2 separate regions of the Homo sapiens genome follow, and region 2 is linked to region 1. A link is an interaction called in ENCODE POLR2A ChIA-PET data of the cell type or tissue named here. Cell type or tissue: GM12878. All regions are shown on one strand. Links, peaks and the distances in the headings refer to the core of each region. The heading gives the core; the rest is flanking DNA.

Region 1 (2,921 bases), core at 239-2,738:
GCTAATTTTTGTATTTTTAGTAGAGATGGGGTTTCACCATGTTGGCCAGGCTGGTCTCAAACTCCTGACCTCAGGCGATCCGCCTGCCTTGGCATCCCAAAGTGCTGAGATTACAGGCTTGAGCCACCATGCCAGGCCATCATTCATATTCTAATAGCAGTTAGATGTGCCTTTTCAGAGTGAGGAAATGATAGGGACAGGAGGCAGGGAAATTCTGGTCAGAAGATGTCAGGTCCCTGGTGAGGGCCCCACCCTCAAGCTGAAAAGCCCGATGCCATGGCCCAAAGTGAGAAATTACATCCCTGTTTTTGCACTTGAATGTTGCCTTTTCCAAAACCATCCATGGCCCACCTCGCCCCCATCTTTTGCCCCTCCCCGCAAAAAACCCAGGCTTAGCTAGCAGAGAGAGGAGAAGCAGCTGGAAGTCAGTGACTACAGCTGGACGTTGGAGAGAAGTGGCTTGACTTCAGGGGGACAGCTTGACAGTGTAGCTTCAGAGAGGAGTCTAGCTGGGGATGGCCAGACTTCAAGGGAAGATTACCTCTCCACTCCATCTCCTTTTCAGCTCCCCTTCCTGCTAAGAACCACTTTCATTGGAAATAAAATCCCCCACATTTACCATCTCCAATTTATTTGTGCAACCTTATTCCTCCTGGATGCTGGACAAGAATTTGGGTGCCATGAATGCAGGTGCAAAAGGCTGTCACACTGATGCTCCACTGAGCTGTTAACACTTAAGCCATCCATGGACAGCAGACCTAAAACAGTACTGTAACACTTCTGGGGCTTCAGGGGTCATGGGCACCCCCACCTCCAGATGCTGCCATGGGGCTGCTACAGAGTTTGCCCTTGCTGGCACCCAAAAGCACTCGCCCCAGCTCTTGTACCCACACACCTGTGTGCTCCCCTTCCCATGAGGGGTGGAGCACAGCAGGTCTGAGTGAGTAGAGTTCACCCCTGCCAGTGCCAAATCAGCTGGCTAGTTCAAGTACCCGTGCATTCCAGTTCCCGCCAGAGTGAAGTGTTCAGGGAAATATCCTGCTTCACCCTGGCCACATAACCCAAGCCTCATAACCACCCTTTACACACTAAATCCACTGTAGATGTTTGGCTATTGATTTACTTCAGAACTATTATTTTATTTAACAAATTTCACTGGCACATTTTTTTCTTCAAATGAGAATTATAGCAGGGATTTCTTGAATTAAAAGCAAATAATTTTCAAGCAAAATTTTAAGAACTATGAAAAATAAATCACTTGCAGACATATTGAAACCATAACTAAAAAATCTTGTAAAGTTTTTGTCTGGTTTAGGGTTTTCCTGGAAGAAACTTCTGAGGGATATTTTACTAGAATGAACAATTTTGTTTACTTTGAACACGTAAAGTAATTTTATCCTGACAGGACATATAGTTTCATGTAAAGAAAAGAAAAATAACGATATGTGTAAGGGAGAGAAGCTCAAGATCAAATGTTGATTGTAGACTGTCAAACCCTCACTAGTGAGGCCTCTGGGGCCAGCTTCACACTGAGGGTTCCTAGAGAGGCAGCTGGTGTGTTAATGGAAGAAGTTAAAAAAAAACAAGTGTTTGCTTTTCTTTTCAGTTACATAAGCCTCAACAGACAATTCTCATCAATTCCTCAATTTTTATCTGAATTCTTTATTTTAATTTTTTGATAATAAAAGGTTTTCCTTTGTTTGCTTTGTTGCCTAGGAGATAGGTGACAAAAGAGGAAATGAAACAAATGAAGGCTGTGGAGAAAAGAGAACAGTGCTAATTTTTTTTTTCCTGTTAATTCGAAAACCTAAAAATACATGACTGAAAAAAAAAGAAAGTTGAAGGGAATGTCAAATTATTATTTTGAGGATGTAGCAACAAGAAGAGATCTGGGTAAAATTAGGTAATATGAATTACTGAATACATATTCCTATTCTAACCTCTGATAAGTTGTAGAGATTTTATCCTGGCAATTTTTTCAAACTATTATTTCTAATATCTAAACATGCATTATAGTTATGTATATTTGACTGTTAAAATTATCTAGCAATATACTGACAACTGAAAGTCTAGAATCTGACTAGAAAGAGAAGTTTTATAGCTATTGTGAGTCAGTCGGTTTGCACACAATTCTTTCACTCTGTGAAGATTGTTATCAACATTTTAAAAATGAGAAAATTGAGGCTTAAAGACATAAAAATAACATTGGTGGAGTCTGCATTTGAGAGGCAATGTTAACCTAGTAGTAAGTAAGGAGTACTCTTTAGGGCTAAGACAGGCCTATGACATAATGACATAATCCTGATTCTCTTCCTTACTACCTGAATGACTGATGCTGTGATGCTGGATAATTGACTTAATCTCTCTAAACCTGTTCCCTGCCTTATAATCAGGTGTTATGAAACCTACCTTGAGTTATTCTAAGGATACAAGGTAATGCTAGCACAGTGATCATAAATATTTATTGCTCAAAAATAGCTGTTATTGCTATACTATTATTGTTATTATCTCTCGGTCTGTCTGAGCCCAGTGTTCTTCCCTTACCACTCTGACATTCAAATTGAGTTCCAGAATTTATAGTTTGATATTTAGATTTCTATACTCTACTAGCTTACCATGAGATAAACTTGCTTCCTGAAGGAACAGTAGGTAAAAGCCTCTTTGATCATTCATTGTTCAGAGGTAAATCTCATTACCCTGGTCTGCAGTAAGAATAGGAAAAAAATGGTACTCTCATTTCAACTTATGACCATGGTAACTATCAGAGCTGGTTCTGGGTAAAATTGTGAAGAAAAAAAAAAAAGCTTTGTAAACTTTTCCCTTGTTGTCTGACATTATTCCCTTTAACTCTTAGTGTTATCTGCAGTTATATTTAACCTGCAGCTATATTTTCTAAAAGCCCTTATATTCCTTTTAAAGGA
Region 2 (2,921 bases), core at 274-2,773, 690 kb after region 1:
TTTCAAAAATTCTGTGAGAGAGGTCTTTTCCAGCAGCAGATTATTCTGGAAGTCCTGGAGGGGGCCAGCAATTGTCACTAGCAATTATATTTTCTGAATTAAATAATGGAAAACAGTCTGAAACATTTATTCATGTTCATACAAAGACAAAAGGACAAAACGTTTGAAACTGAATCAGTCCTAAAGTCATTCACAAAGTATAGGTTAACAAAGATATGCCATCAGTATATGGAAGATAATGTGGAACCATAGTAGATGAAATGACTTCCCACCTAGGGAAGTCAGAGAGAGCTTCGTGAAAGAGGTGCTATTTGAACTCTGGAAACAGGAGTTTCCCTAGCAGAGCAGAGAGTAGTGGGTATTGCGGGCAGAGGAAATAGCATGTGCAAATATGTGAATGTGTGCAAGTACATGTCATTTTCAGGGAATGACAATTATTTGGTGAAGGTTTGTTGAGACAGTGATGAGATGAAGCTAAAACATATTAGGATCAGATTTTAAAGGGCCTTATATATCATTTTAAAGAGCTTGGGCTCTTTAAACTGGTTATTGGTGAGCCATTCAAGGCTTTTATAGAGATATATGAGCTCACATCTATATTTTAGCCAAGATAAATATGACAAAAAGTAAATTAGAATGGGGAGAGACTAGACGTAGAGAAATCAGTTATTAGGCTACTGCAGTAGACTTGGAGAAGAATGATGACAGCCTGTACAAAGATGGTAATGATGATGAGAAGAAAATAAATAGAGAGTTATTTAGAAGGCATAAACAGTAGGGATAAATCCATATCAAAGGATATGAGAGGTAAGAAGGAGAAGTAGGAATTGAGGATGATTCATGTTTTCTAACGTGGGTAATTGGATTGAAGATATAAAGAGCCAAATTGGAGCAATGGGGAAGAAAAACAGAAGTTTAGTTTTGGACAGATTGTATTGGCTTTCTAGGTGGAGATGTAGGATAATTGGTAGTTGAAAATACAAATATGGGTTTGGGAAATGTATCGAGGCTAGAAACTGATTTTAGATTCCTCTATAATATAGATGACAATTGAAACAATGGGAATAGTTGAGATCACTCAGGGAGGGTGAATATGATGATAAGAGGGCAGAGGTAAGACCCTTAAGTAGCAGCAACATTCAGGAAATAAAATGTAGAAGTCTGTGGTAGTATAAAATACATTCATAAATTAATTGATACTCTTAAGAGGTGGAGCTTAATTCCCCTCTTTTTTAGTGTTGGGCTGGATTTAATGGCTTACTCCCAATAAATAAAATTAAAGCAGAAGTAACAGTGTATAATTTCTATGGCATAAAAAGTACTGTAGCTTTCTCTGTGTCTCTCTGGCTCACTCGCTCACTCTCTGACTCTTTCTGTCTCCCTCTCTCTCTTCCTCATTGTTTGATCTGGTGAAATCTATTTGTAATGTTGTGAAAACACTCAAGCAGCCTGTGAAGAGATCCATGTGGTGAGGAATAAAGGCTTCTTGCTAATAGCCAGTGAGGAACTGAGACATCTGTAAAAAGCTAGCGACAGACTAAGACCTTTACCAACAGCCACATGGGTGAACCATTGTGGAAATGAATCCTCTAGTCCCACTCAAGCCTTTAGATTACTGTAGCCCCAGTCAATATTTGACTGTAACCTCATGAGAGACTCTAAGCCAGAAGGGTGTTTTCCCTTTCCCGCAAGACATTTCTTTATTTTATTTTATTTTATTTATTTATTTTTTTATTATTATTATACTTCAAGTTTTAGGGTACATGTGCACAATGTGCAGGTTAGTTACATATGTATACATGTGCCATGCTGGTGTGCTGCACCCATTAACTCGTCATTTAGCATTAGGTATATCTCCTAATGCTATCCCTCCCCCCTCCCCCCACCCCACAACAGTCCCGAGAGTGTGATGTTCCCCTTCCTGTGGTCCATGTGTTCTCATTGTTCAATTCCCATCTATGAGTGAGAACATGCGGTGTTTGGTTTTTTGTCCTTGCGATAGTTTACTGAGAATGATGATTTCCAGTTTCATTCATGTCCCCACAAAGGACATGAACTCATCATTTTTTATGGCTGCATAGTATTCCATGGTGTATATGTGCCACATTTTCTTAATCCAGTCTATCATTGTTGGACATTTGGGTTGGTTCCAAGTCTTTGCTATTGTGAATAGTGCTGCAATAAACATACGTGTGCATGTGTCTTTATAGCAGTATGATTTATAGTCCTTTGGGTATATACCCAGTAATGGGATGGCTGGGTCAAATGGTATTTCTAGTTCTAGATCCCTGAGGAATCGCCACACTGTCTTCCACAATGGTTGAACTAGTTTACAGTCCCACCAACAGTGTAAAAGTGTTCCTATTTCTCCACATCCTCTCCAGCACCTGTTGTTTCCTGACTTTTTAATGATTGCCATTCTAACTGGTGTGAGATGGTATCTCATTGTGGTTTTGATTTGCATTTCTCTGATGGCCAGTGATGGTGAGCATTTTTTCATGTGTTTTTTGGCTGCATAAATGTCTTCTTTTGAGAAGTGTCTGTTCATGTCCTTTGCCCACTTTTTGATGGGGTTGTTTTTTTCTTGTAAATTTGTTTGAGTTCATTGTAGATTCCAGATATTAGCCCTTTGTCAGATGAGTAGGTTGTGAAAATTTTCTCCCATTTTGTAGGTTGCCTGTTCACTCTGATGGTAGTTTCTTTTGCTGTGCAGAAGCTCTTTAGTTTAATTAGATCCCATTTGTCAATTTTGGCTTTTGTTGCCATTGCTTTTTGTGTTTTAGACATGAAGTCCTTGCCCATGCCTATGTCCTGAATGGTAATGCCTAGGTTTTCTTCTAGGGTTTTTATGGTTTTAGGTCTAACATTTAAGTCTTTAATCCATCTTGAATTAATTTTTGTATAAGGTGTGAGGAAGGGAT

What was found. Peaks named below come from ENCODE experiments on the same cell type or tissue, not always from the same donor. Only the 100,000 strongest peaks of a DNase experiment are listed, where the experiment ranks them.
Region 2: POLR2A ChIA-PET joins it to region 1 with 5 read pairs; 1 of 35 experiments calls an interaction of 5 or more read pairs at or near these places.

The regions. Positions count from the first base shown.
Region 1 is chr2:187,168,124-187,171,044 of GRCh38, reverse strand. The region is part of intron 1 of CALCRL-AS1 (CALCRL and TFPI antisense RNA 1); the gene reads right to left. Among named protein-coding and RNA genes, the nearest start is that of CALCRL-AS1, 170 kb to the right of the region's middle. In GM12878, for the core only: no CTCF peak of the experiment used is centred there; DNase peaks (open chromatin) are centred at 1,514 and 1,784; H3K27ac peaks cover 480 bases.
Region 2 is chr2:186,476,579-186,479,499 of GRCh38, reverse strand. The region is part of intron 1 of LOC105373785 (a long non-coding RNA gene); the gene reads left to right. Among named protein-coding and RNA genes, the nearest start is that of ZC3H15, 8.2 kb to the left of the region's middle. In GM12878, for the core only: no CTCF peak of the experiment used is centred there; a DNase peak (open chromatin) is centred at 1,529.